5 separate regions of the Homo sapiens genome follow, and regions 2, 3, 4 and 5 are each linked to region 1. A link is a contact called in ENCODE Hi-C or POLR2A ChIA-PET data. All regions are on one chromosome and are shown on one strand. The core of a region is the stretch at or near the end of the contact, and the rest is flanking DNA. Distances in the headings are between cores, read along the strand shown. Region 1 overlaps HIVEP1 (HIVEP zinc finger 1). Region 2 has its middle 120 kb from the start of TMEM170B. Region 3 holds the start of LOC124901258 (a long non-coding RNA gene). Region 4 holds the start of ADTRP (androgen dependent TFPI regulating protein). Region 5 has its middle 76 kb from the start of ADTRP.

Region 1 (6,013 bases), core at 1,726-4,225:
TGGGTTAGGCTTTGGCTTAAGGGATGTTGTGGCTGGTTTCATCTTCTGTCCAAACCACTAAAATTTTCTTCATATCAGCAATAAGACTGTTGTGCTTTTTTGTCGTTCAGGTGTTTCCTGGAGTAGCACTTTTAATTTCCTTCAATAACTTTGCCTTTGCATTCACAACTTGGCTTACTGGCTGGTACAAGCATCCTAGCCTTCAGCCTATCTCAGCTTTCAACACGCCTTCTTCAGTAAGCTTAATCATTTCTAGCTTTTGGCTTAAAGCTAGAGACATGCAACTCTTCCTTTCACTTGAACACTTAGAGGCCCTTGTAGGCTTATTAACTGGCATAATTTTAACATTGTTGTGTCTTGGGTAATAGGCAGGTCCAAGGAGAGGCAGAGAGACGGGAATGGCCAGTTGATGGAGCAGTGAGAACACACACACAACATTTATTAAGTTTACTGTGTTACATGGGCACAATTAATGCAGCCCCAAAATAATTACAACAGTAAAAACAAAGATCACTGATCAAAGATCACCATGACAGATATAATAATAATGCAAAAGTTTGAAGTATTGCAAGAATTAGAAAAAATATGTCACACACCAGAAGTGAGTGCATATGTTTGGAGAAATGGTGCCAAGACAGACTTGCTCCATGCAGAGTTGCCACAAACCCTTAATGCAAAAAGCACAGTATCTGCGAAGCTCAACAAAGCAAGGTATACCTGTATTCATTTTCTTTTGCTGCGTAACAAATTCCTACAAACTTAGCAGTTGACACAGTACTTACTGTCTTGTGGTTCTGTAGGTCAGAAGCCTGACACAGGACCTGGCTATAATGATGATGTCAGCAGGTCTGTCTTCTGGAGGCTCCAGGGGAAATTCTGTTTTCCTGCTTATTCAGGTTACTGGCAGAATTTAGTCCTGTAGCTGTAGTCATCATGTTCTTGTGAGCTGTCAGCTGAAGTCCATTCCCAGCTTTTAGAGGCTACCATGTTCTTTGGACGGGAGCTCTCTTTCTCCGTCTTGAAAGCCAGCAATGGCAGGTCAGGTCTCATTTCCTGTCTCTCTCCTGCCTCTTCAGTTGTTCAATACCTCTGACTTCAGCCCTAAGAGATTCTCCATTGTTATGGGATTGTGTAATTAAATTTGAAAGAGTCCTGCAGTAACCGAGGATAATCTCCCCATCTCAAAATACGTAACCATATCACATTTGCAGCGTCCCCTTTGCCACATTCAGAAACATTTACAGGTTCCAGAGGTTGGGGTGTGGCCATTTTATAGGGCCATTATTTCACCCACCATGCTGCCATATTGGACAGTACAACTTTACACTGTATTATCTTTTAAACGGTGAAATTTTGAAGTGATAAAATTCTTAAAGTTCTTTTTATAATTTTATTATTGTCATTTTCAGAGCTCTTCATTTATATGTATAGATCCACATTTAAGTTTTAACATTTCAGTATAGGCCTGAAGACAACGAATTCTCTCAGCTTTTGTTTTTCTGAAAAAAATCTTGCTATGGCCTTCATTTTTGAAAGCTAAATTATTTCTCAATATGAAATTCTGGGTTGGACAATTTTTTTTTCTTTCAGTAGTGTAAAAATATCACACCATGGTTTCCGTTGAGAAGTCTGCTTTAATTTTTATCTTTTATTCTCTGTGTGTAATGTTTTTCTACCCTCTGGCTGCTTTCAGGATTTTCTCTTTATCTTTGGTTTTCAGCAGTTTGAATATATTGTCTAAATTCTTTTTCTCCCTTTTCTTCTTTTTCTCAGTATTTTTTTTATTCTTTATGCTTATTCTTTCGTATCATATTCTTAATCATCCTAGTTATGGGTTATTTAGGCTTTTTGGATGTATGGTTTGTTGTTTTCATTATTTGGGGAAAATTCTTGGCCATTATTTTTTTCATGTATTTCTACTACCCTGTTTATTCTTCCTTTTCCTGCCGGTTCCTTGTGCTTATGGCGGGGACTGGGACTCTGGGGGCTTTTCTCAGTGCTAGTGCCCCTGCTCAGCTTGCAGCCTCCTGCGCCATAGGCTGGGGGAGTCCCTGCCCACCTCCTCACCGCCCCCCTAGCAGTGGGCTGCTGCTGCTTCCCCCACAGGGCTGGGCTTCTGGATGGGGTGGGGAGGGGAGGGTTGCTCCATCTCCTGGTCCAGCCTCAGTCTTGGCGGTCCCTGTGTTTCCAGCCCCTCCCCCATGGCAAGGGACTGAAATTTTATTGGTGTGGGATTTTGGTCTCAGGACAGTTTCCTGCCTCCCCTGGGGTAGAGGGTGTCCTCCTCTGTTCTTCTCCCGGCTGCAGGGTGTTTCTGTCTGTCCCTGTGGTGACATCTGCTGCCCTTTCCCTATCAGCTTAAAGCCCAAGGCTTTGCTCAGGGGGAGGAAGCTCTCAGGGAGAGTTGGCTTCATGCCTGTCCACTCTGCTTACACGCTTGGGGCACTTCTCTGGCCTCGTCCTGCCCCTCATGTGAGCACCTGGTGCGGGCCCATGTTAAAGAGCCTGTAAGTGAGTGTGGACTCCCTCAGCCCATCCTAATTCAAAGGCAGAAGATACACATGTAAACAGGCAAACAGGGCATTCTAGATTATGACTGTAAAGAAGGGTGGGGTGGGCAGGACAGGGACACCGACCTTAGGTAGAGTGGAGGAACAGCCCAGAGGTAACACTGGTGCGGTGAGTTGAAGGTTGAAAATGACCCTGTCATCTTGAGAGTTGGGTGTAGGGAGGGCTTTTCATGCTGAGGAGATGGCAAGTACAAATCCCAGGGGCAGCAACGAGATGGGGCAGTTCGAGGAGGAGAAAGTTTACCGCAGGCTGAAGCGGAGTGAGTCAGGGGAAATGGTGTAGAGGGAGGTTGGAGAGTTGTGAGTCAGATGTCCCTGCAGTCTTTTGGCCATGTTAAGATGCTTGAATTACATTGCATGAGGAATGGGAAGAACTTGGTGATGATCTGAATGTAGCTTCCTTTTGCTTGCTAAGTGAATTCCAGTCTCTTCTGCTTTGTGTTCAAGGCCTAGAGTAACCTGGTTGTAGAATACCTTTTCCATCCTATCTCCCACTCTACTAATAGATGAACAGCAAGGTTGGCTTCCTGCTCTTAGGTGAGTCTTATGCATTTTCCTGCTCACCTTGTCATGCTGTTCCCTAACTGGAAAGGACTTGTCCCTCTCTGCCTGTCTCTGTAGGCTTTAGTCAGATGTGCTGCTGCCACGAAACTTCTCCCAGGCATTTCCTTACCTCCATCTTCACCAGTTGTTCCCACATCTATGTGGTAGCTTCTTGAGTATACCTGTTTATCACACATTATTTGTTTAATTTGTTTAATTAATTTTTAAATTTGTTTTATTTAATTAATTTTTCTGTCTTGTATCTTTATTCTGGTTCTCTCTGCCAACTTTCACTACCTGTTTATAAACACACTCAACCCTCCCATATCCTAAAGAAGACTTCCCTTGCCCTCCTTTCCCCTGACTCTGACGTCTTGTCTTTCTCTTTTACTTTACAGCCATATCCCCAGGAGAGCGCCTGTATTTGCGGGCCCTGCGCGTCCTCATGCCCTCCTTCACTCCTTACTGGTATATGATAGGGTTTTTACCTCCAGAACCCCGCTGACACTGCTTTCAGAGATAATGATGTCTTCCTAGTCCCAGTGACCACCAAGCCCAGGGACCTCTTGTTAATTTTCATCTGTGTATCTGAATGTGATATTCAACACTATTGGCCACATCTTCCTTTTTAAAAGTTTCTAAACCCCCACTTCCTGGCTGTTCCACTATCACATGTTTTGTCTCATCTTTCTGATTTCCCCTTGTTTCTTTTTGTTTCTAGCTCACCCCTAAGTGTAGGGATTACCCATCCTTCTCATGTCAGACCTCCCCTCTCCACAGCATATTCTCTTTGGCTTATCATTTATGTCCTTTTACAAAAACAGCTCTCACCGCATATTCCCAGATCTGTGCCTCTAGCCCAGACCTCTCTCTAGAGGGAAAAAAAAAGAATGTGCACGTACACTTAATGTATCATAATTTTCATATTGCTGTGTAATCTTTGTAATTATTTTAAATGGATGTATAATGTTATGTTAAGTGGCTGTGCCATAATTAGCCTAACCATTTCCTATTGAAAATTTCTTGTCCTGAATTTCCAGCTACAGTTTACAATTCTGTGCATGTATATTGAGTTTGAGATTGATGCCTGAGTTCAGGGTAGCATTTTAACTCTTGCACAAACTACTGAAAAAAGCCTTCTGAATGGCCTCCTGGTCTGATCTCTTGACCTTCTGGCCGAGCATGATCTCAATTGTTAGAAAACAGGTACTACTTATGTTCCTAAGGCCCAAAAGAGATCTGAAGTTTTTCAGCTGACATGTCTCTGAGTAAATCTGAAAAGAGATTTATTTGGAGGTTCACCTTCAATCAAGACAGGATTTTAAGCACACTCTGAGCTGTGGTTTATCATCCCTACTACTTACCATAAGAATATGCTTTACCACACTTTATTGGCAACTAAGATGCACTCTTGAGCCTTTTAATCTGTTTGCTTTTAATCTGTTACTCTCTAGAAGTAATCCTGAAAAACAGCTGACAGTGATATTTCAAACTCGTTGGTGCTCTTCTTCAAAGAAACATAGAAGCCCTAATAAATAGATTTGTGCCTTGGAAAATAAAGTGTCAGTGACTTCACATAGAACACAGGAATCTTAACTTATACTTCCCCAACTATTCTTTTTTTTTTTTTTTTTTTTTTTTTTTAACAAAGTGGCCCCTGTGGTCTTTCTAAGCTGTTCTTGACTCCCTAACTGATGAAGAGTGCTGGCTTTCCTTTCGAAGCCCAGGTCAGTGGTCTGACAGGGGCAGTGCTGCTGATTTTGGTCCCTCTCCTGAGTGTGCTTTGTATCTGTTATATGAAGTCGTGTTTGGATTTTTGATGTGTTGATACCTCAGAGTTTCTGCTTGATTTTCAGTCATTACCGGTAGCACACTGACAAGTGGGAGAATACAGTTTTCAGTGGCTGCCTGACTCCTATTTTGAATCTTTCTCTTCCCTTCCCAATCTGACTGTAAGTTCTCCCTGTGTAAGGAGAGAGGGTTGTGTTTCAATGCTGGTGTACACCAAGTATGTCTAAACTTAGTAATGGTAAAAACAAACATGCAAAATGACAACATTTCTGGAATCAGGGTGGTGAATAGAAGCCAGTGTACTTCCTCTGAGGCAGAGGCTCGCGGGGGGTGCTGGTTGGTGGGGTTGGTGGGGAGTGATCACATTGCATAAGCTCCATGTGAATCCTTGGGCTGCCTTCTACTGCTTGGTCTTTCTCTTTGTGTCCTCTAATGTATTTTATATTTAATTCACCTTAACAACAAATTGCCTTTAAAATGATGGAAAAGCACAAGTGCTAATGGTGAACAGCTGTCTCCTCCTTCTCTTCATACCAATTTTATTTCTGCTTTGAAGCACTATGGTCTATGCATCCTCTTGACTATGTTGTAGATATAGCCACAAGGTTTGATGATTGTGCTCTTTTCTATAGATAAGAGGACAAGAGAAAATAACTCCAGTCACTCTTTAATAGATAGATTTAAAATTAATCAAGATGAGGGTAAGTTTAAAAAACTATTCCAGGTATTTCATTATCTGAAAACCCAAGGGTCTGCTGCCTTCCACTCTAGGGCCTTGGTTCTCGAGAGAAGGTATTTGTCTATAATTCCTAGCCTGATGGTTTAGCTGCCCACTCTGAGCTGTTCAGCCCCAGATCTTGAGAATCAAGGGGTGGAGAGTGAAAAATGTATGGAGAGGCAGGCACCTTGCTTTCACTTCCACCTCTAAAATGATAGTGCAGTATTCTTCTCACATATGCCTGCCATCGTCCTTCTGTTTGCATCTCTCACATCCCCTCCACTAGCCTCTCCCCTCCTTACAATAAAAAAAAAAGTCCTTGAATTTAGACTGATCCAAGGTCCAGGGTCATCTCACTACCTCCTCCCCTCCCAAGCACCAGTGGTAGAGT
Region 2 (6,013 bases), core at 1,286-3,785, 460 kb before region 1:
CTGACAGCAGAACATTCAAAGAATGACATCAAGTGGCTTTCCTCAGGGTCATTTCCTGCTAGTGATCTCTGCAAAGATCACATTCTTTAAGGATGTGTGGGGGTCAGAAACAGACCCTATTCTGTCAGGCGAGAGATGCCTGGAGCAGCTGTAATGGGCAGACGTGTGTGTGTGTGTGTCTGTGTGTCTGTGTGTGTGTGTGTGTGTGTGTGTGTGTGTGTGTACATCCTCTGTGACATGCTTTGCTGGTGAATACAACCCCTCCTCCCCCGGCCACACTTCGCTAAAAACAAACCAGGTCTGCTGGGGTGCATGACTCATGCTTGAACCGGAGTCTTCACCCTGAGACAATAATTCTCATTTTAAAAGCAAATGCTGAAGTCAACAGCTGCTGGGGTGACTTTGCCTATCTTAATTTGGCTTGTTAGAGACAGCACCTCCTTAGCTGCTTGAAGGAGAACTTAAGTGGACCTTCCATGACTCTGTTCCTTTTCCTATCCAGGGCTCACATAAGAGTTGTCTGCAGCTGGAGACATGAAACAGTGATAGGATTTGGAGTCAGGGTGTCCTGATTTCATGTGTGTGTTCTGCCCTTTTATTACCACACGGTGGTGGGCAATTTACCCACCTGAGCATGAGGTGCCTCACCTGTGGAATGGATGGAACCCTGCTGTATTGGAGAATGTTCACCCATTCAAGATAACGCATGTGAAGCACCTGCCATACAGTAGATGCTCAATCACGTGGATGTTAGCATTGACTTTGTTGCATGTTCTCTGCTTAGCTATCATTTCTCTCTTCCTCCTTTATTTTGCATTAATTTATTTCTGTAAAGGAGGAAGCTGCTGGGCACAGTGGCTCACACCTGAAGTCACCACTTTGAGAGGCCAAGGCGGGAGGATCACCTGAGGTCAGGGGTTCAAGACCATCCTGGGGAAAATAGTGAGACTACCGTCTCTAAAGAAACATTTTAACAAATTAGCCAGGCATGGAGGTGTGCTCCTTGTAGTCCCAGCTACTCGGGAGGCTGAGGCAAAAGGCTCACTTGAGCCCAGGATTTCAAGTTACGATTGTGTCACTGCACTCCAACCTGGGTAACAGAACAAGACCCTCTCTCAAAAAAATTTTTAAAGGAGGAAGTCATCAGTTATGTATATCACACAGATTCACTGGTGACTTTGCCACCTTTTCCATCCCTTTGAAGTTCTGCATCGCCGGTGGGAGGACGTTGGTCAGAGCAAGCAGAGTGTGGAGGCAGAAGCAGAGAGCGGAGGACCTCAACTCTCTCTCTCCCTGGGCTCTGCTCTAACTTGATAAGGGCCCACGGGAACATCACCTAAACTCTTGGGGGCCTGTGTTCATTTGTCTGTAAAAAGAGGGGCTTAAATTAAATGATCATTGAACCCTCCAAGCTCTTGCTGGGCTGTTTCTGGGGGCTCTTCTCTCTGGAGTATTGATTTGAATTTTGGTGCTGAGCCAGCCAGTGCACGAAATACTACCACTTTGCTCAGTCTCGTAGATGTTTTTCTGTATTTCCTATGTTCAGCATAAAGGGGGCCAGCCCACTACTGCCTTTAACATGAATTGCCCTTCGGAGTATGGAGCACGAGGCGAGCAGCGCTTGTCTCCGCTAATAGACCTACACATTTCCAGGAGAATTTTTTTTTTCTCCTTGCTACTCACAACACATCACTTGTTTATGTGAGGGTTTTTACACACAGCTGATTTATAAGGGATTAGATTTCTCTAAAACATAATCTGCGTTGGTTCTATTGGCCAGTTAAAATTGGTATCCCAGCACAGCTTGTTAAGACATTACATATCATTCCTCTTGTTTTTCTCACACTCAGGAATGATAGGTTAAGAAATATGATTCTAGTTCATAAAAGCCTGAGAGGGACTAACTGGGCTCTATTTATGTTTTATCCAAGAATGTGGAATTTGAAGCTTTTCTCAAAGTGAAAGTTGACCCACTGGACCCGTGTGCTTGGGCCAAATATGAGTATGAGAAACATTCTCAAACCTTTTTGGAATCCTAGGCCAGTAGACACTGAAGGGGCCTAAAGGATTTCTGGGCAATTCCTTCTCCTTCTCTCATGCCACAATAATTATTTGCACTTCTTGCCCTTCTTTTAGCTCAAAAGTGAACTCTGCATGAAGCATATTACCTTAGAGAAAATGTTCACTTAAAGAAAGCCACCTGTTCAGGAAAACAAATTGTCCCCAAGAGGCGTGGTGGAACGCAGGTGGGGAATTTTGTCTTCAATAAGGAGAAATTTAAATTCTCTATATTCTTAGAAATTTACCAAATTGGTTGCACTAGGGTTTTTTTTTTTTTTTTTTTTTTTTTTTTTTTTTTTTTGAGACGGAGTCTCGCTTTGTCACCCAGGCTGGAGTGCAGTGGCGTGATCTTGGCTCACTGCAAGCTCCGCCTCCCGGGTTCATGCCACTCTGCCTCAGCCTCCCGAGTAGCACCAGGGTTTTTAATATCCAGTTCAACCGGGAGACATTTGTACTCTGCGAAGGCTGAGGCGTCCGTGTAAATTTGGCCACCAGGTGGCACCAAATGTTTTCATTAGAAAAATTGCTGAGGGAAAGCCTGGTCCGCATTCTCTCTCCTAGTTAAAAGGAAAAAAAAAGAAAAAGAAAACCCTTTAAAGTGAGTGTTGTCGGTTCATTCACCCAAATTCAGGAAGCATGTGCCTTTCTTATTTGCTAGCGCTTTGGCAGTACACTGTGGCAGTTCAGGGTGAGTTATTTCCTTGAAGTTTGTTAAAAGGGAAACATGGATGAAATTCAAGACTTGAAACAAAGCTTTATTGGAGCTTTGCAGGACAATTAAAATCCAGTCTCTCAGCCAACAAACGGTTCCATCAACCCCCTTCTAGGCCTAGCAGGACACAGGATGCCCAAACAAAAGGCAGAACAGGGAGGCATGGCTGGGTTTTTCCTTTTATCATTTGCTGCACAATCTTATTCTTTCAGATCCCAAACCAGCTTTTATGGTCTGGTTAAAATTTTGTTCTGTTTAGAAAAGAGGGTATCCTAAAGCAATCTAACTGAGCAGGGGTTGTTGCAGAGGGACACCCGCCTGCTTTCAGATGTGAGTGCTGCTGGGGATGATGTCTTTCTGCCCCTGCTCATGGTCTCCAGAAGAAAGTGCTGGCACGCTAAAGATAGGAAAAACATTGGCCAATTTATTGCTAAATTTCAATTCTTAAGAAGTGTTTTTTTTTTTGAAGTAAAAGAGGTGTGCATTCATTTATTTATTCATTCATCCATTCATTTGATGAATATTTATTGAGTGTTCACTGTGCCAGGCATCGTATTTAGAAGCCAGGGGAAGAGTGGTAACCAAAACTACGTTCCAGCTTTGGGCTGCTTCTAGTCTAGAGGAAGAAGCAGATACTCGTCAAGCCACTCGCATGAATGTGCATCAACAAGCTGCGGGAGGTGCTTTAAAGGCAAAGATTGCTGTCCCTGGATGTTGTGGAGCTAATGAAGTTGACCTAGATTCGTGGAGTGATGGGAATAGGCAGTGTTCCCTAACGAGGGACCCTGGAGCTGAGATTTGAAGGATGAGGAGGAAGTAATTAGGCAAAGGGATGGGAAGAGGTGAGGAAGATTTAGGCCAGGGAATTGCAAATTCAAAGGCCATGGGAGGAGAGGGAGAATGACAAGTTTGAGTTCAGCGTTTGAGATGCAAGTGTGGAGGGAACTCAGTAAGCGAAGCAGGAATGGATGCAGTTACAGGAGTAAAAGCTCACCATGAGTTCTCCACTTTCCTCTGTGTTTGGTATACTTTTCCTCTGCCAAATGGGAGAAGAAAGGTCAACACACACACACACACACACACACACACACACTCCAAAACTCTATCAATTACCAGATCTCTACTAGTCGCCTGCTTTGATAGGTGGTCTGTGGTATGGTTGGCTTGGAGCCAGTGTCCAAATATTTGAGAAAAGTTTGGGCATTTTTCCCCCAGTACAGTAACCTGTTTAAATGGACACAAGTACCACTGGGGAAGGCTGAGAGGAAAAGTCACAGAACATACTTGGCAATTTTAGCAGAAAGTGCTGCCTTAAGCATCCCTATTTTCCCTTTAGTGAGGGGATGTGGGTCTGGGAACTGACTCGGTCTTAGACACGACCCCAAGTTTCTGATGTAATAGCAGCCCCCATTCACCAGACCTGGAGTTTTTTCAGTTACACGCCAAGTTAGGCCGGAAATCCTGCGATCAACTGGCCACACCCTAAGATCCCTGCAGTTCAGTTCATTCTGGTAAGCCCTAATGTCTTGTAAGATGACTATACCCATTTCTATCTTACTATTCTAGTGTACCTATTTGTCCTTTTCCACCCGGGCCCTTCCCACATGCTTGGTATCAAGCAGTCCTTTTGGATGGTAGCATCTTCCACCACTATTCCCAACTCACAGAGAAGAGCCTCTACACTCTTTTCAAAGATGCCGGTGTTTGCCTTACCAGTGTCTATCCCAGGCTTTGATGACGGGATTGCCTATAAGGCTACAGCCACATTCCTCTCTTGACACCTATGAGTTCTTTTGTTATATTGAACCTTACAGTTTCTAGCTTCTCAACTTTCCCTAGACTGTACTTCCAATGGAGCCCTGGACTTCTTGGGCCAGCAAGTAAACTATCAGAACCACTCTCAGCTGCCCCAGCTAACACCACTAGATCCAGAATCGTGGGTGAGTGCACAGTGCACCCACGTTTACCCTGATCAAAGTGATGTTCCTTCCTCTTGACCAATAGCCTTCAGGATGCCTTTCCTCACATATTCCCACATCTTTGCCAATATAATTAAGTCCTGTAAGTCTTTTGGTGGTTGAATTCCCTTCTCCCCTAGTAAGTGCTGGGGTCTGACTTTAGTTACAAGTCTGGGGATGTGGAAGATGAGTGTGTAAAGGTGAGGGGTGGGGGTAGGGATAGAGCATTAAGTGAGTCTGTCCCTCTGCCAAGGTAACTGATGGCCACTGAGAGAAGTTAACAGTGTCTTCAGGCCAGACATGAAGAGCCTAACCAGGGAACGCAGAGGAGGAGGGAGCTCAGGGTGGGTTGTGGGTTGGGGAAATTGAAGGTCTCCAAATCCTGCTCTATATTCCCATTCCATTTGTCTCTTTTCTAATCAATGTCCTTACATATACAAAAGAAACATAATGAAGATTTGAGTACAACTGATAATGTAATTTGGCAAACACAGAACAAACTTTGCCTTTGCTTTCCAGCTACCTCAGCCCATTCTTTTGGCATTGTCAGAGAAATCTCTGGTTAAAGAAAGTCCGTGCCTTGTGCTTTTCATGTGTCTTTCAATGCCAGTGCCCCACAGGACCACATCTCTTGGACCGTTTTCATTTTGGTGCACGCACCCAGACTCCCAACTGCCTGCGTTCACATCTCTACCTGAAGACTCTCTGGCTTCCAGAGGTTACTCTGACCATGTGAGGCAGACAAGAAGGGCAGGGAACAGCCCCTTTTGGGAACAGTGCTCAGCTGATGACTGGTGGGAATTGGTGCAGAAACACCCCAGCTGCCTTGTCCTTTGGATGGGGTGGTTCTTTTCTTTCTTTCTTTTTTTCTTCCTGAGATGGTGTCTCGTTCTGTTGCCCAGGCTGGAGTGCAGTGGCGTGATCTTGGCTCACTGCTACCTCTGTCTCCTGGGTTCAAATGATTCTCCTGCCTCAGCCTCCAAGTAACTGGGATTGCAGGTACAAACCACCACGCCTGGCTAATTTTTAGTAAAGACAGGGTTTCACCATGTTGGCCAGGCTGCTATCGAACTCCTGACTTAAAGTGATCCACCTGCCTCAGCCTCCCAAAGTACTGGGATTACAGGCATGAGCCACTGCGCTGGGCCTTAGGTAGGGTAGTTCTGAGATGCATATTTTACTCTTTTCCCTGGAGTGCGTGCGTGTAGCTGAGCTCACAAAGTAGGGGAATTTTCTCTCAAACTCTGAAGAATGTCCAAGTGGAAGGCAAATCCCAAATTAT
Region 3 (6,013 bases), core at 2,361-4,860, 380 kb before region 1:
TCCGCTTCCTGGGTTCAGCGATTCTCCTGCCTCACCCTCCCGAGTAGCTGGGTTTACAGGCGTGCGCCACCATGCCCAGCTAATTTTTGTATTTTTTGTAAAGACAGGGTTTCACCATGTTGGTCAGGATGGTCTCAAACTCCTGACCTTGTGATCCGCCCACCTCAGCCTCCCAAAGTGCTGGGATTACAAGCATGAGCCACCATGGCCAGCCTAGAGTTCTTTAAGATATGCGTTCCATGGATGCATTACAGGATGCCCACAGTGATTCTTACCTGCATGGCTACTTCTCATGGCAGGACAAAGAAGGTATATGGCATAGAAAATAAACAGTTTCAAGTAGATAGGGCTAGGAGTTTGGAGTCAGTGAGGAGCTCTGAATGTACTCCAAAAAGTTGCATCACTTAGTTCACTTTGTTTACTTTATATAGTTGAAATTAGGGCTTCTGAATTCCCATGCACATTTATGTAAGATAGTCTATAAATAAGGACATCCCCCCAGAGGCTTGGAAAATTTCTGTTTACTTCATGTTTGTTTCCTTCAGCATAAGGCTTGTAAAAGAAAGTTCCCGAGGTAAGCTAATGAATTGTGTACTTTCACAGATAAAGTGTAAGGAAAGTTATAGGTGTGGTACCTGACAGTAGGAAAATTAACAGAGATACAGAGTATGAGGCAAGATGATAGTAATTTACCAAGGGTACTCAGCAGAGAGGCGTGAATGAGGACAGAGTCACACTGTTAGTTGACATCACTTCTTTATGGCTTGCCTGAATATGAGGGGAAGGTGGGAAGAGAGAGGGGAAAGAAGAAGGAAGGAAGGAAGGAAGGACGGAAAGAAGGAAGGAAGGGAGGCAGGGAGGGAGGGAGGTAGGTAGGGAGGGAGGGAGGGAGGGAGGGAGGGAACTTTGCATTCAACATGTCTTCTATTTCAGCCAATGTCAGCCCTCCATTCAATCTTGCCCCCAAGTTTGATCCCATGAAATCATATCTATACTAAACTTCCTTCTAAATGTTTCTTCAGCGCACACATTTCACAATCTTCCTTCAGCCTCCTTCATTCCATTTGGGTTTCTGTCATTGTCTACCAACTAGGCTTTCTTGCTCCTTTCAACCCACTTCCCCTATTGCAAGCCATCAGTAATCCGGTAATCTTCCTAAAAGCGAGCTCTGTCCACAGCCCTCCCCTGCCTGCAGTGAATCCCAGGATCCCAGCTGCTTACCTGGCCTGGCCATGCCCCGCTTCCATCTGGAGATCTGCAGTCCATCCATATTGAACCCCTTTGTTTCTTGAGTGAACTGAGCGCTGCAGTTTCTTGGCTTTCACACCTGCTGTTGTCTTCACTGGGTACACCTCTGACCTTTTTGTTTCCTGGAACCTACTTCTCTTTGCCCTGTGTCTGGCTGAATCTTACTCACGCTTCAAATCTCAGCTTAAAAGTCTATTTCTCTAGAAAAGATTTCCTGAAGCTCTCTCCCCCAACCCTGATTCGGGTAAATGCTTACGCCAGGTGCTTCCTCCACCCTGGAACTTACCTTTGTTACTTATTTGATTGTTTTTCTCACTAGCTTGAAAGCTCTGCAGGGGCAGGGACTGTCTCTGTCAGGCACATTTATTTGCCAAGTGCCCAAAATGCAGCAGGTTCTTTGAATTTTGAAATGAATGGCTGTGTTGGGTGGCTCTGTAGGACACTGCTATGGACGGCTCTCAGTCGCCTGACTCACCAAGACCACCACAGGCTCTGGAAATTTGGAAATGTACCCAGTGGCCTTTCAAGTTTTGGTTAATCTCACTTTACTAATACTTTGAAGAGGCCAATGACGTTGCCCCTCAGTTCAAAGAGCAATTTCACATCTTTCTTGAGCCATCTGCTACGTGAACCTCTGTGAGTTGGACTGGGTGGGCACCAAATGGCAGCCAAAAATTAATCTTTTAGGGTCTCCTTATCCTAAATCTTAGAGCATTATAATGGCTGTCAAGAAATTCATAACTTCTGCGTCTTATCAGTAGAGAAATACCGACGTCTGTGGGTGGCAGATAAACAGATAACGGAGTTTTGTGGGCTTTGGGCATATAATTCTTTCTTTCGGTGTTAACCCTCAGGTCACGTCTTTCCAGCCCAGGAGAATAAATCAAACAGAAAGAGTCAGGAGAAACTGCAAGGCTAGAGTGTTAGTCAAATAGTTTACCTAGATGTTGAGGTGTCGGCAGTGATGAGAGTCATTGGGGTGGCAACCTCATCACGGCATTTAGAGCTGTTGCCCAACCCCTCCCTGAGACACCCCCTTCCAGTTTGAAGCCTCTCTGCCTTCAGGGCCCATGGTTTTCTAACTTCCTGCCCTTCTACTACCTGGTAATTCCTTGCTACCTTTGCTGCTCCTTCCCCCTCCTGTCCCTGAGAGGAGGGCCTTTCCCTGGTGTTTGCTTCTTACTTATCTTCCCTCTCTCCTCTCTCTCTTTCCAGCAATCTTGTCACTCCACGAGGGTTCAACTAGCTGCATCTCCTCAGCCCCATCTTTCTTGAGACTGCAGGGTCTGAATTTCTGAATGGAAATTCCTCCAGGCAGGTGATTCTCAATCTTGTCTCAAAATTAGAATTGACTTGAGGGCCTTAAAAATTCCAATGCTGAGGGCATATCCTGAACCAATTAAACCAGAGTATTTTTGAAATGAGACCTAGATATGGGATATTAAACTGACTGTTTTACTTATACCCAAGACGATTACTTTCACAATTCATTTTCATCTATCAATGGAATCACCATTTTTCTTGTCTACTAACTTAAAATTTTTAGAATTATCCTAATTTTTCCTTTTCATTTGTGTGGTACATGTCAATCAATCCATAAAACCTATTCTGTTGTTTCAACAATGTGTCTCAGGCATGTCTCTCATTTCTGATTCTACAGTTTTACTCTCTTCATGCCGTTATTATTTCTGATTTCTGTTACAGGCATTTTGGTTGAATAAGAACTAAGGTTTGAACAGGAAAGATGAGAAGAGCAGGAGATGAGATACCCTCTCCTCTCCTAGTCCTCCACCTCCATCCCTCTTCAGTTTGGATCCTGGCTGGGCTGGACCCCGCATGTTGACAACAAGGATGTGTTGTGTGGCATCTTTTTAATTAATTTTCATATATGAATTTACAGGTAGGGTAAGGATTTCTTCTGTGGAAAATGGTGCTGAGATTCCAATCCCTGCTGAGTTGAGGTTATAAAGCTATGGTTGACCTGGATGATCTCAGTTGAAGGTCATATTTTGGAAACGGTAACAGTGGCTCTGGTAGGGAGTTCACAACATGGTTGGTTCTGAGCAGGACCAACCATGTGTTAGGGAAAATATTTATTCAATAGAAAAATGAATAAAAACCAGAAAGAGAAGAAGAGAATTGCTGATTCTGGAAATGGCAAGGTGGCTGGTCCTGGAACTCAGCTTAGTCCACCCCTTGGCAGTTTTTAATGTATTCTCAGGGTAAGATGTGTACATGTATTTGTAAATGAGGCATGAATTTAAAGAACTGTTACTTCTGGGAACCCAGGAAGCTTTGCTGAGGGATCTTACCCTGGAGAGCACAGTATAAAAGAAAGTAATTCTCTCTCTTGCCTCATAGCAACTACTTTGGGGAAGGGACTTTACAAACATCTGCCCCAAGGCTGGGTGACAGCTGCATATCTGTGCAGTGTTTGTACGGGGCATGCAATACTTTACACACTAGCAGGGACACCTGCAGCATCAGTAGGTTTCTGGTCTACCAAGAGCAGTGTGATGATGCACTCCAGGCCAGCTGGGGTGGTTGCTGTGGCGAGTAACATTGTTAATTCTACCAACACAGGGGGCTGATGGGTAAATGACACTGTTGGCATCAGCAGTGGGCATGGTGTGCTAACCCTTAACACTGTGCCAGGTGGGGATGTTGGACCCAGTGGGGATTACAGTTTTGCTATCTGTGTGTAAGAACAATGCTCAGAACAGTGTGCAGCATGGGTTGTGCAGTGCACGACAGGGGCATGTGTGAGCACTCAGCAGATTATTGGAACTCCTTGGAAAACTGGACCAAGACCTCCAAGGCAGAAGGGTGCTTGGGGATATCACTGGAACTGTGAAATAACCATACATAAAAACTAAGACATTGTGATCAAAGTACATAATGTGCTGGCTAGTTTTTATTTTTATATTGGTTTATATTTTATTTTGTTTCCCATCTCTTGTCACTCCAACTTATTTGAAGCACTATTGTCAAGAATGACATTTTAAAGCATAATTTGCTGGCCAAGTTACAAATACTGCTCACCCTTGCTTCCACTCCAAACAAACAAACAAACAACAGCAACAACAAATGCTCCCATTTTCTATACTATGTCCAACATCCTCTAGTCTGCCATCTGCAAGCCTTCATGAGTGGGTAGTTCCAGGGATATTTCTCATTAGTCTCTTTCACAAACAGGTCCAGCAAAGAGAATTACTGACCCTTGCTCTCACGCTTTCTGCACTCTCCTGGCCTTGGGACTGTGCTCCTTTTGTTTACCTTCTCTCATTTTTTCTAGCTCCAATCCTGCCGGTCCTTCAGGGCTCAGATCCAATGCATGCCTTCCACAGTGCCCTTCCCACACCGCTCAGCTGGATGCAAACTCTTCCTTTTCTGTGGCTCCTTGTGTTTTTTTTATGAGGTTTTACCACTTTCCATCTTCTGCACTTATAATTTGTATGCATGGGTCATCTCCACTTATTAAGGATAAACCCCCTGCAGGCTGAAGCTTGGCCTGATATAACATTGCTTTTCTGGGCAGGACCAACCATGTGTTAGGGAAAATATTTATTCAATAAAAGAAAGAATAAAAACCAGCAGAAGGAACATTTCTATTTTTTTGCTCCTCACCACTGCCTCAGGGAGAACTAGGTGAGGTGTTTTGGGGTAGGAGAGAAGGGAGAAATAAGTGAGCTACCATATTTAAAGGTGACTAATGCTTTCCAAAGGAAATGAAAGCTTTGCAGTCATTACTATTTTGCAAAGCTTTATTTTCCCACTTAGGGGAGAGCTCTTCAATTTTGCAATCTGAAAAATAACTAAAAGCAACCACCACATGTAAGGCGGTCCCCACGGTCTCAGGAACTATTTTTAGGTCATTTGAACATGGTTTCGGCGGTGAAATGCTTCTCCAGCTCAGCTTCAGTGCCGTTTTCCTGACTCATGTTCGTTTCTCACGCTCCCTCTGGCCCGAGCCCATGCTCTTTACCTCATTCGTGTTATGCCATTTCCCCATTTGACTGTCCAAACTGGCACATCTGACAGTGGGCCCATAGCCACTTCCCTAAAACGTCTCCATGGGTGTCTGCAGTTTGTAGAACTTCATGGCCATCTGTGGCTGTGAGGAGCCAGGGGCCCTGGAAACTGCGTAAGGGTGGGGTTGGCAGGCACCAAAGAGTCTGAGCTCCTCTAACCAGGGCGTGAGCAGAAATAGAGATGCTTCCATCAACAGGATCACATCAAACACCCTCCTTTAAGTGTCTATATTTGATTTGTTCTAGCAAAAATGGGGCTTAGTGGACCAAATACCAACTTAGCATTTTTCATGAAGGACGAAATCCCAAACCACCTCAGCTCCCCACTGGGCACTGGGGCTCACCCAGTCACGTTCCTGCTGGTGACAGGTCTCCATCCCTTCCCTCCACTCCCTTCATTACCAGTACTTTAATGTCTAATCCAAGCACATAGAGCTGGGAACAACACGTGAAAGATTTCAAAGTGCAGAGCTAGGTCAAGCTTTGTGCATGCCCATCCATCCAGCATTTAGCTGAATGGTTTTGCACACACTGGGAATTGAACAAATACCTGGCCATGTAAACACAGTGGAAAGACAACTGGATTTGGAGAGAGGAGACCTCAGTTTTAGTTGGCTCAAGTACCAGCTTTGCATCTCTACCCCACCTCTGCCATATGACCATGGGCATGTCATCTACCCTACTGGAGATTTAGTTTTCCAATGCTAAGTCATCTCTAAGTCACCTCCCATTGT
Region 4 (6,013 bases), core at 1,211-3,710, 330 kb before region 1:
ATATCTGGGTATCCTGTGCCAGCCACTGTGCTGAATTCAAGGTAGAAATATAGACAGTTAGGGTTGGCAAGGACCTAAGATTAAAAAAAACTTCTGTTTTGGAGCCAAAGTTTGATTGGAATGTTAAGACTCACATGGCAGGGAGAGAGGGAATTAGAAAACAATACTACATATAAATCAGCAGAGACTGAGAGATGCTGTGAAAATCAGAGAAAGGAAAAGGAAATTTGGACTGGAGTTGGTCAGCAAGGATTTGGGAGGAGTATATGTGATTCCCAATGTTCTATGAAAGAAGCAATGTGGTGGAGAGAGGTAAGTAGGCCTTTCTTCTAAGGATAGAGAGAACACCGGGCAGAGAAGTGACAGCAGGAAGCCCAAGGACCAATACTAGTGAGACGCAGTCCTTACTGCAGAAGAGACCAGCCTCCCAGGGAGAGGGAACCCGAAAGGCTGGTTGGGCAGGTGAGCTCTTGAATCGGGAGTTTGACATTGGGTCCATGAGGCAGGAGGGAGCCACTGTGGTTTCCTGAGCGGCAGGCCACACTTTTAGATCCAGGTCATGGTATTAAAAAACAAACCAAAACCAGTGCTTTGAGAAGATTAATTTGGAATCTAAGTGGCTGGATTGGACCATGAATGGACAGTAAAGAGATGATATGGTCATCCAGGTAGGCTTAATATAAGCCTGGAATGAGAGAGACAGTAGTAAGGTTGAAGAAGAAAGGATGAACTTAGTAAAAGGAAAAACTAATAGGATTTGGTAGCTGATCAATCAGGGAAGCAAAATTGGGATTAACACTAGGAAATGATAGTATCATTGACAAGATAAGAGACTTTTCTCACTCTTGGAAAATAAGGGCTCTTGGAAATGTAGGTGAGCTAGAATTAAAAAGTCAGGATCAGTTGTGTGTGTGTGTGTGTGTGTATACAAAGAGGTAAGGGAGCTAGTTAATGAGTGTGGTGATAAATCTATTCTTAGCCACACATAGTGTGAGGTAGGACATTCATACTGGAATTGGATTTTATTAGAAAGTCAGTCCTAACTACAGACACACTTCCCTTTTAGTGGACTGTTTTTCATAGAAAGCCAATAGAGACACAAACCTTAGGGGTGTGTGTGTATGCGCGTGTGTGTGTGTGGTTTTTTGTTGTTGTTGTTTACTGTGGCACTGCTAGTTATACAAAAAACATTTTTTGTTTTGTTTCTGTTTGTTTTTCTCATAAAATTCCATGATTGAAACAAGTAGTCACCTTGAAGTTTTCAAAGACACTAGAGCTGTGTTCAGGGTTCCAATTTTTCAGGCCCAAATCAAGAGGCCACTAACCAACCAGTGAGGAGGAAGCAGCCACTTTGGGCCTCTTTGATTTTAACTCTCTCCATTTCCACGTCCTTAGCATTTCAGAGTGTCACAGTTTCTGACCACATACATTCTCCGCTTGTCAAATGAGGATTACAATTCTGAAAACAGATGTTTATGTGGCACCCAAGATTTTAGTCAAAAACCTCAAATATTAATTCACATCCCCAAATGATTCCCCATTATTAGCTTTTAACTTTAAAAGTATTTTTTTAAGCTATTCCTCAAAGTATTTTTCATAATCTGCTTTTCTCCCATTCATTCACACTTCATCAGAATGCAGTCAGCCAGGTTAGGAAGACAAGAAAGGAGTAAGTCATAAGATTGGTTTTTAAATAGTTGAAAATGTGTATTTGCCATTCGGTTGGGTGATTTGTCCTTTAAGATGGAGCCTGAACCTATAAAAAATTGAGGTGGGAGCTGAACATGGCAAAATGTGTTTGCTTTTCTTAGATAAATCTGTTAGTCTGTGTGTGCTGTAAAATGGCATTATTCCTTCATTGGAAATTACACTTCCTACACACCATACGCCACTCTGCCTTCTCTTCACAGACTTCCCCAAGCAAAGTTCAAAATGCCTCCTGCATTTGTAGTTAATCCCATGGTGAAACCATTAGCATGGTCCCCTCTTTGAGCTCATCTGAAAAGAGCTCCAAGATGAGATTTTTTTTTTCAAGAGAGCATTTAACAATGAGCCAGCATAGAAATGTTAACTATAGATAATTTCCAAATTGGGTTTATCAGAGCAAATTGTTAAGTAAACAAAAAACCCAAAACTCACAAAACGGTGAAGAAGGAAGACAAATAACAAAATTGTGTATTTAATAAAATCCAAAGATGATATGTGTGGCAGCACTGATATTCTAGAGAAATGGATCGGTTCCTGGTACGGACATATGGACTTACCAGATTAAGCAGCGTCATATATTTCCACCTTGCACCATTTGCCAAGATTTTGGGTTTCACCTCGTCTTTTCCTTCCTGTGAGATGTAATAATTGAGGAAAGTATACCAGCTCAGAACAAGGAAGTGGTATATGCATGTAGAAGTCTTCGTCATGGCGAGTGCTGACCGGGGCACCGTGAATGTCTTGAGTACTTTCTGGCGTCCTTCTGTGGGTCACAGCCTAAGTCCAACAGCAGGCCGGAGAGCTACAAACCACACCCCTCTGGGACTGAGAGTTCCAACACAGGCTGAATTTGGTTCTCTTTTAAGCTCCTTTCCTGATAAACTTCAGAGGCAGGATTACTGCTGGTTTTCAGATGCCTGCATTTAGATAATGATAGATAATCTGTAGATTTGCATAAAATACAACATGTGGGCTTTGAGAAGGGCAGGTAGCAATGCAAGAGCTGTACATTGTACTGTTTCACTAGGGCACTGGGGCAGGGGCATGGTTAAATGAAGTAAGCATGAAATACTAGGAAAATCTAGCGAAATACTTCCATGGCTGTAGTCTCTTTTCTTTTCATTTGCATATAACAAGGAAGTTGCAACCTTATCTCTTGAGAAAAGGAGGAGCAGGTTGATAAACCAGATCATGGGTGTGCTTAGGGCATGAACAGTAGAAAGGAAAAGTGTGTTGTAATTTTGCTCCTGAGGTCTCTGAGATTCTAGAAAGTCTGCAACAACCTTTGATCCTCCAGGGAGCAGCTCCAATGGTTTCTTTTCTTTTTTTTTTCACTTTTGTAACTATACCCTAGAGAACCAAGAGTAACCCAGGGCTGTCCTAGACACTCCATTTGCATAGGCATTTCTGTGCCCTGGGAGGGAAGAAGCAGCACAGGAGACCATCCTTACTATGGCCATGACCCCAAAATACCTGACTTTAGACATTGCTGGGAGAGGGTGAGAGTCCCCGCTCTGCCATGAATAGGATGAGACGTGGCTGGGCTAGGCAGCATGCCGGACTAGGCTCTGACTCAGGTTCCACAGAAGGGAACTGAGGAAGAACTAGAAGTGGATGCCTTGTGACATCGCCAGCTTGTTTCCCTGGGCAACTGACTCCGAGGGGTGAGCAAATCCCTCAGAGAAATGCTCCTGACACAGTTATGTAAGTCTGTAATTGGTGCTTTTCAATGACTTAACCAGGGCTTAAAAGTACTAGCAGAAAGAACTGTAGGCTGGACAAGGAGGACAAACCATAAACAAACCCACCTCCTAAGAGTCAACAGACTCCCAATATCAGGATTGGGAGATGGGAGGAGAGCAAACCTGAGCCCGCCATGGAGTTCTGCATTGTAACCATGTTTTTTTTTTTTTTTTTTTTTTTCATCTGTTGGGGCTGCTATAACAACATACTGTAAACTGGGAAGCTTGGAAACAACAGAAATTTATTTCTCAGTTCTGGAGGCTGGAAGTCCAACATCAAGATGCTGACAGAGTGCCTGGTGTTTAATGTGGGTCGGTTTCCTGGTTCATAAATAGTGCCTTCTGGCTGAGTCCTCATGTGGTAGAAGGGGCAAACAAGCTCCCTGAGGCCTGTTTTATAAGGTCACTAATCCCATTCATGGAGATGCTGCCCTCATGACCTAATCACCTCGGAAAGCTCCCCTCTCCTAATGCCATCACCCTGGGAGTTAAGATTTCAACATAGGAATTTGCAGGGAACACAAACATAGACCATAGCAAACCATTCTCAAAGGAAGGGGTGATCTGGGAAATGGGTACATAAAACTCTGTACAAAACTCCACAGCCTGGGCTAAATTGCAAATAATAACAGAAGCTAATACTTTTATAGTACTTACTGTTTGCTAAACATTGTTCCAGTTGCTTTACACATATTAGCTGATTAGCACTCTAAATAACACTATGAGGTAAGTACTATTACGAATTAAGTACATTTTCAGATGAGGAAATTGAAGCCCGATCTGCTAAAAGGATGTGTTCAACACTTTGTAAGAGGCAGAGCTGCCGTCTGAACTCAGTGTGATGGTTAATATTGAGTGTCAACTTGATTGGTTCGAAGGATGCAAAGTATTGCTGCTGGGTGTGTCTGTGAGGGTGTTGCCAAAGGAGATTAACATTTGAGTCAGTGGATTGGGAGAAGCAAACCCACCCTCAGTCTGGGTAGGCACCATCTAATCAGCTGCCAGCGTGGCTAGGATAAAGCAGGCAGAGGAACGTGGAAGGACTAGACTTGCTGAGTCTTCCGGACTTCATCTTTCTCCCATGCTCTCAGGATGCTTCCTGCCCTCGAACATCGGACTGCAAGTTCTTCAGCTTTTGGACTCCTAGATGTATACCAATGGTTTGCCAGGGACTTTCGGGCCTTTGGCCACAGACTGAAGGCTGCACTGTTGGCTTCTCTAATTTTGAGGTTTTGAGACTCGGACTGATCCACCACTGGCTTTCTTGCTCCTCAACTTGTAGACGGCCTGTTGTTGTGATTGTGTGTCACTTCTTAATAAATTCCCCTTCTTATATACATACATCCTATTAGTTCTGTCCCTCTAGAGAACCCTAATACAACCAGTGTACCTGCCTACAAAGGAACAATGTTGCTCTGCACACTCTCAGACTCCCACTTTGATATTTCTCCTCTCCCTACTGAGTGCCCCTTTTTTTTTTTTTGAGATGGAGTCTCGCTCTGTCGCCCAGGCTGGAGTGCAGTGGCGCGATCTCGGCTCACTGCAAGCTCCGCCTCCCGGGTTCACGCCATTCTCCTGCCTCAGCCTCCCGAGTAGCTGGGACTACAGGCGCCTGCCACCACGCCCGGCTAATTTTTTTTGTATTTTTAGTAGAGACGGGGTTTCACCGTGTTAGCCAGGATGGTCTCGATCTCCTGACTTCGTGATCCGCCCATCTCGGCCTCCCAAAGTGCTGGGATTACAGGCGTGAGCCACCGAGCCCGGCCGAGTCCCTTTTATTCTTCTCTCCTCTCATCAGAAAATTATCTCAGAAAAGGATCAATATGTTTTGAAACTTGGTGCACATATGAATGAATGAATGTCTCCAAGGGTGTTTTCATTTTAGACACCATTGTTGATTTAGAGGTTTTATTCCTTTATACAAAAAAAAATCTCAAGTCTAAGTCTGCAGATGGGTAAGGATTGACGCAAAGGTAGGAAAGGAGGGGAAGACAAAGACCCAAATCTCTGAGATGTGTGTGTCCAAACCTGGACACTGGCCTTTCACCACCTAGATGGTTTTTTTCTCTACGTTAGCCTCATTGCCCACAGATGGGGCCTCTCATAAATATTGATAAAATTATTTAAATTTATTTGTAAGAGTTTTAGTGTTTTACATTGGGATCCAATGAATTGTTAGCATTTTAATAAATAATGACATTAATATATAAGGATTTAATAACATGTAATATCATTTTAATACATATTAATAATTAATAAAATGATATTTTAATAAATAACATGTATATGTATATAAGGATTTAATAATTACATGTAATATATGTATATAAGGATTACATTATGAGTTAAGGATTATGAATTAAGAAATAGTTTTATTTCTTAAGAAATATTTTAATATTTTAAGAAATAAAACTATTTCTTAATTCAACATCTGCATTTTCTTATAAACTTTTCACAAAATTGTTGCCAATGAAAAATCTACATTGCAACCATATTCACATCATAATTTGTGTTCCTGGTTGAATAACCAGATCCATTTTCATGAAGTAGCCTGAACATCTGTT
Region 5 (6,013 bases), core at 1,707-4,206, 260 kb before region 1:
AGTAGCGGAAAATACGGCAAACCCAGAAAGACTTCTGTTGGCCTAAGATTTTTTTAAAAGGTTTACTGACATGGATAATTGATTACATGGTTGACTGTCCAACTGACGGCTGAATGAGAACAGTCGCCAAAGCCATGAGCCGACAGACAATATGGGGCTGCAGCTTTCGGTTTCTCCACTAACGGTAGAGGCAGATTGAAACTTTTCATTACCAGGTCTTCACATGTCTTCATATTCTTGATATTAATAACTCCACTTTGTATAGCACATTTTGGTTCAAAAAACATTTTTGACATCCATTATTTCAGGTATTTATAGTTAGCATTTCGCACTGAGAATATTAGAGGTATGTACAACAGATGCATTTAGTTGGGGTGTGCAGAGAGTTAGGTTCTTGCATCAATTTTGCTGCAGCAGTGCAGAACGAGAGTGGAGGAGAGGAGGGAGCAGGGTTAATAGGTCAAGGGAAAGCCCCCTCCCACCCCCTCAGCACCGCCCTGCTGAGGAAATAAGCTGTTCTCCCTATTCCATTGCCCGCAGAAGGCAGCTGAAGACTTCCCATACTGCCGTAGTTCAAAGGACCAACGCTCAACACATGATTTCCTCTATTTGCTTTCCTTGGTGTGATAGCCTCTTGAGGAAATGCTATTTATTTATTTACGTATTTCTTTATTTTTAGGAACATGTCTGGCCTGATTTGAAGCTGCTACATCTACTTTGAAAGAAGCCACATAACCTTTGCTGCTACTTCATTTCAAGTTTTCCTTTGAATTTTCTATTTCCTGAGCTGGGAGAAATGAGAGGATGCACCCTCTCCCTTTCTAACAGGTTAGACCAGGCAGAGGCCTAAAAATGGCGTCTCAGGGTTTTATCAAAGCCTTGAACTTCTGGCAGGAGCTTCCTTCTTTCAAGCTATGCCGGCTTTCTTCATGACTTTGATTCACATCTTCTTTGTCCTGCTATTACAAAGGAGCTGTCCATGTCTTCTCCACTCTCTTGGGGAGTATATGTATTCCTTGTTTATTCCTCCTCTAAATCAGAGTCTTATAAATATTCAGAAGTGCTGGCCAGCAAAGAGACTTGGAGTCAGGATTTTTGGGTTGGTGGATTTTTTTTCCAATTCAAGCTTTTGGACACGTGTTCCTCCAGGAAGCTTGGAGCCTTATCCTACTGCAGACCTCCAGATCCTTTGAGGCCAACTGGCTGGCTAATTAATTAATGGACCGGCTGATTTAGCAAATGGCCTTACAGAGGTGTTACTAAAACACTAAAAAACAGAACGATTTTATTTACAACCTCATCATCCCACAAGTCAAACAGGATTCATCTTCCGTAGGGCTCTGTGATGGTTGTTTCTCAGGACTAGATATTGTTAGAGATCAAATATAGTTATATATATTTCTGTGTCTATATATATATATATATATATATGGATGTATATATAGGTGTGTGTTTATATAGATATATATATATAGACATTTATGTATATATGTCTACGGATCTAACACTCCAAAAATCTTAGCATGGAAAACACTTTGAACTTATAAATAAGCCATTTTCACTTAAAGATTCCCCTTCTTTCACTAGAAACCTTTTACACTTTGTTTCCCCTCCCCACCTCAACACCCTGCTAGCTTCCCTCCCACCCCCCACCCTGGAACAACAGATTGGGTTAGTGCTAGAAAATGTCTTTTATGGGCAACTTAGGCAACATTCCGTTGTCAATACAATCAACAGAAGTCAGAAATGTCAATATTAGGCAACAGTCAAAAAATTCAAATGAGTTTCTGGAAGTTGTTCCATTTCAGCCCCCTAGTAATTTCTGAGTAATTCCTTCATTTGCCTTCCAAACACTTGGCACAATATTATCTTCAGGGCACAAGCTATGCCCATTAAGCAAATTTATCCAAGCAAAACTGTGCAGCAAAAAGTGGTTTAACATATTCCAAGGTTCAATGTCTCTTTTTTAAGGCAGCTGCTCCTCTCAGCAAAAATAGAATTTAGGGAAGTGCCAACCACAGCATCCTGGGGACTGAAACATCTTTACACATAGTTGTTCTATTTTCAAATAAGAATATATATATAGATATAGATGATGTTTAAACATTGCAAAGCTTAAAGGCATTCACAGAGAGATTAATTGTTGTGTGTGACTATAAGTAACACAAGGCTGAGATTAATAATCTGCTCAGAGAACTATTTTTCATGCGACACACAGAATCTTATTGTGTGTATTTCATTATTGCTATCTGATGGTCCCAAGGGTTCACTGTGTTTATATAAAGATTCCTTGCCTCTTTCCAGAGCCTGGAATGTTTATATTTTAGCACATAATCTTCAGAGACTCTGATGTGAAAAGTAGAATGTGTTTTTAAAAACTCGTTGTGTATTTTCCAGAGTTATTTACAAAAAAAAAATTTTTATTGAATTTGCATTGATCAGTAGTTCCCAACCAGAGGTGACTTTGCTTCCCAGGGGACATTGGGCAATGACTGGAGATATTTGTGGTTGTCACAACTAGCATCGAGTGGACAGAAGCCAGGAGTGCTCAAAACCTACCATGCACAGGACAGGCCCCACAGCAAAGAATTATCCAGCCCCAAATCTCAATAATGCCAAGGCTGAAAGACACTGGTATAGAGCGTCTATCTTGGTTATACATGACAACACTACAGTTTGTTCCATCCAATAGAGAATGTCGCCCATAATATACCCAGAGCAACCACCAGTGGCCTTTGCAATTATAACCCTGTTGGCCTGAGAATACACATCCCCCGTTTCTGTGCATGTCTAGTCAGGGAACTGACCACCAAGTTGGAAGTGAGAGATTCTAGGTCATTTTACTTATGGCTTAAATAGCTCAATATGTTAAAGAGAATTTGGTGCTATCCTTGTTAGTCATGGCAAATTTCCTGGCTGCCTATAGAGAAAAGAGGCAAAGAAATCTATTCTCAGCTGATATGATGGGAAAAGAATTTGATATCTTAAAAAGAAATACTCAGTATTTACCACTGATTTGCAGCATGACCTCGGGGAACTCCCTGGCTTAAAAGCACAATGACTCATGAGTTCTCCGTGATCTGTGACATATTGAGAGCACATAGTGTTGCCTCTCTCTGTTTATTCTTCTAATTCGTTAAAAGAATCAACTATGATTTATTGAAAACAATATATATATATATATAGTGTGTGTGTGTGTGTGTGTGTGTGTGTGTGTGTGTGTGTGGTGTCAGCCTACCTTTTTCCTCCATCAACAGGGAGGGTTTGATTAGGGGATGAACCCCAAATGCTACTACTGCCCTACTCCAACAGATCCTATTTTCACTGTTTCTACATCCATCTCACCTTTGGGAACCATAAAATAAGTGTTTTGCTTGAAGTGTAGTCAGGGAGAGTCCTCATATGGATGTAACTATTCAAGTGTTTCTTCAGGTTTTTACAATAGGTAGAACTTGCAGATATACATTTATCAATTTATTATTAATCATTAGTGTTATGAACATCAAAATTTCAAGGTAGCAACTATCCAGCTTTCTAAAGTAAAATCAAAGTGCTTTTATTTTGCACCAAGTATAGTCTTAATCATGGCCTTCAGGTATATTTCCTTACTCCAAACATAATTCAGTGGAAAGACCAGGCAGTGACCTGGGGCACTTGTTTTTATCTCTCTGAAACTTATTTGTAAATTGGAGATAATAATCATATTTTATAGAGTTCTTGTGAGTTGAAAATGTTAGAAGTCTTAATACTGAAAATATCTACTAAGGATTAAGCAGGTGGATGAAAAACTCACCCCTGGATTCAAGTTAATGAAATCTTGGAATTCCGCAGAATAAACAGAAAAGCCTAAAAACTTGCTAAGAGAGGGAAGAATATTGGCCACATGCCAAGGGATGCAAATCAAACTGGTGTCAGACATTCTGTTAGCAACAGAAGACACTAGTAGATAGGGTGGCAAAGCTTCAAAGTTTTGAAGAAAAACGAATTTGGTCCTTGCATTCTATACCCAGCCAAACAATCATAAAGTACACGGTCAAATTAAAACACCTCCTGATATGCAGTAACTCAAAAAGTACATCACTCCTATATCCCATATGAAAGTACTCCCCGGGGGCTTTCTTACTACCAAAATAAAGCAATTTTCAAAAGAACATGAGACATAAGAGAATGTGCAATGAAGTGTGACCAAGAAGAGGTGAGGAAGCTGCAAACAAAGTTAAAAAGAATTAAATAGATACTAATTGGATATTCTCCTTGGAGCAGCAAAAGTTTGTGGCACAGGATCATATTACTCTTTTATGGATTCCTTTATGAATAATGTTTCTATAATTATAATAGTCCAATACTCCTTCAGAGTAAATATCTAAGGACAAAACATGGAAGGCAGTTACAGGTGGCTAGTTGAATTTAAATGTCATAAATGTTAGCAATAAATGATAATATGACTAACCAAAACTGGGAAACAGGGAGGGATAGAGGGATAGAGAAAGAAGATAGTGTATTTCAGCAAAAGTCTTAATTTTTCCTAGTAGAAGTCAACAGATACTGTCTGAAATAGATAATCACACAGTAGAGAACTACAGGGCTTGATACAGATGTCCTTTATAACTCTTACTCTTGCATTTCCCTGGAAGTATTCAACATGCAATTTGATAAGATAAATAAATTAGAGGTATGAAATCGGCAAGAGGAGGAAAAATGATCACTATTTGTAGATAACATGCTTATGTAAGTGTAAAATCACAGAGAATTTTCCAAAACACTTGCAAGCCATAAATTAGATCAATAAGTTAGTAGAACATGTCAGAAATCAATAGCCTTAATAAAGTGTAAAAAATGACCAAAAATAGCAGTTCAGGTAAGTTACCATGAAAAATCTTAACTAGTGTATATAACCCTTATGAGGAAAATTTTAAATCATTTCTGATGGATACAAAAGTGACAACTAGCAAATGGAAAGACTTAATGTGATAAATTAGAAGACTCCATCTCACGAAGATGTCAATTTCTCCTAAGTTATTTTATAAACGTAGCATGTTGCAAACAAAATACCAATTAGAGAAAACTGATAAAGAAGAGCAGTTATTATTTATACTAGATATATTGTAAAATATGCTATAAAACCTCAATAATTTAAACAGTGTGGCACTGTGTCATGAATATAGACAGACAAGAGGAAAAGAATAGAGAGCCCATGCATCCTCCAAAATAGTCCCTAAAATTAACAGAGAGTAAAGATGATAGCTCAAGTCAGTGGGGTGAAAGAGGAGTTTTTAACAAACGTTTTGGGGACAACCAAGCAGTGATGAAATAATATGAAAGAGGATATCTACCTCTCACTGTATTCCAGATAAACTTCAAAAAATTCTAGAAAAGAAATGTGGTTTTTAAAAATTCCATTAAAGCATAATACCAAAAGAAAACATAGACAATACCCTTTAGCACTTTCTAGCAGACTCAAAATCCAGACATCAAAAAAACAAAAAAGAGGTATCATTTCAAGTATATAAAAATCAATATATTTTCAGAGCAAAACATCCTGAGCTAGTCACAAGACAAATGGCAAACTGGGAAAAATATTTCTAACTTATTTTACAGACAAACAGCTCATCTCTCAAGTGTATAAGGAATTCCTAGATGGTGCTTAGGAAACAGCCAGTAATCAGTAGAAAAAAAAAATGGGCAGAGGATATTAACAGAAAGTTCACAGAAAAATAAGACAAATAGACTCTAAGTGTTTGAAAAGTTGCTTAGCCTCATTTATAATAAGAGAAACGCACGTTAAAATTATGCTAAGATATGAGATTTTATCTAGCAGGTAGCAAAAATCTGAAATCTGTGATAAAAATGTGACATGACAGAAACTCATTCATTGCCAATAAAATAGTGTAAATTTTCACATTCCCCATGGAAAGCAATTTAACAATATTGACCAAACGTAAAAATACATTTACTCTTTGACTCAGTAATCCAATTCTAAGGAACTATCCTAAACATACACCTCATATTTACA

Evidence for each region. Hi-C counts contacts between places; a loop is a spot of excess contacts on that map. ChIA-PET counts read pairs that join two places held with the same protein, here RNA polymerase II (POLR2A). Pooled maps may share reads with other maps.
Region 2: a loop to region 1 is called in a pooled map, with 3 times the contacts of the local background. The contact joins two enhancer-like sites. A Hi-C loop is called at or near these places in 6 of 50 pooled maps. POLR2A ChIA-PET finds 5 or more read pairs at or near these places in 2 of 52 experiments (BJ and activated CD4-positive, alpha-beta memory T cell).
Region 3: a map of GM12878 shows a loop between it and region 1 (11-fold over the local background). The contact joins two enhancer-like sites. A Hi-C loop is called at or near these places in 1 of 168 maps with a recorded cell type or tissue (GM12878), 8 of 37 single-sample maps with no recorded cell type and 10 of 50 pooled maps. POLR2A ChIA-PET finds 5 or more read pairs at or near these places in 2 of 52 experiments (GM12878 and activated B cell).
Region 4: a map with no recorded cell type shows a loop between it and region 1 (2.4-fold over the local background). The contact joins the promoter of ADTRP here to the enhancer-like site in region 1. A Hi-C loop is called at or near these places in 4 of 37 single-sample maps with no recorded cell type and 6 of 50 pooled maps. POLR2A ChIA-PET finds 5 or more read pairs at or near these places in 2 of 52 experiments (GM12878 and common myeloid progenitor, CD34-positive).
Region 5: a loop to region 1 is called in a map with no recorded cell type, with 5 times the contacts of the local background. The contact joins two enhancer-like sites. A Hi-C loop is called at or near these places in 2 of 37 single-sample maps with no recorded cell type and 2 of 50 pooled maps. POLR2A ChIA-PET finds 5 or more read pairs at or near these places in 1 of 52 experiments (GM12878).

What each region holds. Positions count from the first base shown.
Region 1 is chr6:12,110,621-12,116,633 of GRCh38, forward strand. All of the region lies in intron 3 of HIVEP1 (HIVEP zinc finger 1), which reads left to right. Among named protein-coding and RNA genes, the nearest start is that of HIVEP1, 100 kb to the left of the region's middle. RefSeq lists an enhancer at 3,710-3,759. Within about 2 kb of position 2,976, at least 3 of the 41 ENCODE cell types and tissues checked have a DNase peak (open chromatin) inside an H3K27ac peak, as active enhancers do; they include GM12878, where a contact is called at or near this core.
Region 2 is chr6:11,653,201-11,659,213 of GRCh38, forward strand. No RefSeq gene overlaps it. Among named protein-coding and RNA genes, the nearest start is that of TMEM170B, 120 kb to the left of the region's middle. RefSeq lists a silencer at 2,474-2,643. Within about 2 kb of position 2,536, at least 6 of the 41 ENCODE cell types and tissues checked have a DNase peak (open chromatin) inside an H3K27ac peak, as active enhancers do.
Region 3 is chr6:11,727,106-11,733,118 of GRCh38, forward strand. The region is part of intron 4 of ADTRP (androgen dependent TFPI regulating protein); the gene reads right to left. It overlaps LOC124901258 (a long non-coding RNA gene), which reads left to right and starts at 60. Exons shown (of 2, transcript XR_007059452.1): 1 at 60-309; 2 at 2,953-4,142. RefSeq lists enhancers at 2,429-2,598, 4,983-5,282, 5,563-5,652 and a cis regulatory region at 2,514. Within about 2 kb of position 3,611, at least 3 of the 41 ENCODE cell types and tissues checked have a DNase peak (open chromatin) inside an H3K27ac peak, as active enhancers do; they include GM12878, where a contact is called at or near this core.
Region 4 is chr6:11,776,343-11,782,355 of GRCh38, forward strand. ADTRP (androgen dependent TFPI regulating protein) reads right to left here and starts at 2,461. Exons shown (of 6, transcript NM_032744.4): 1 at 2,265-2,461. The coding sequence starts at 2,417.
Region 5 is chr6:11,852,020-11,858,032 of GRCh38, forward strand. No RefSeq gene overlaps it. Among named protein-coding and RNA genes, the nearest start is that of ADTRP, 76 kb to the left of the region's middle. RefSeq lists enhancers at 697-756, 2,720-2,799, 2,880-2,949. Within about 2 kb of position 2,957, at least 3 of the 41 ENCODE cell types and tissues checked have a DNase peak (open chromatin) inside an H3K27ac peak, as active enhancers do.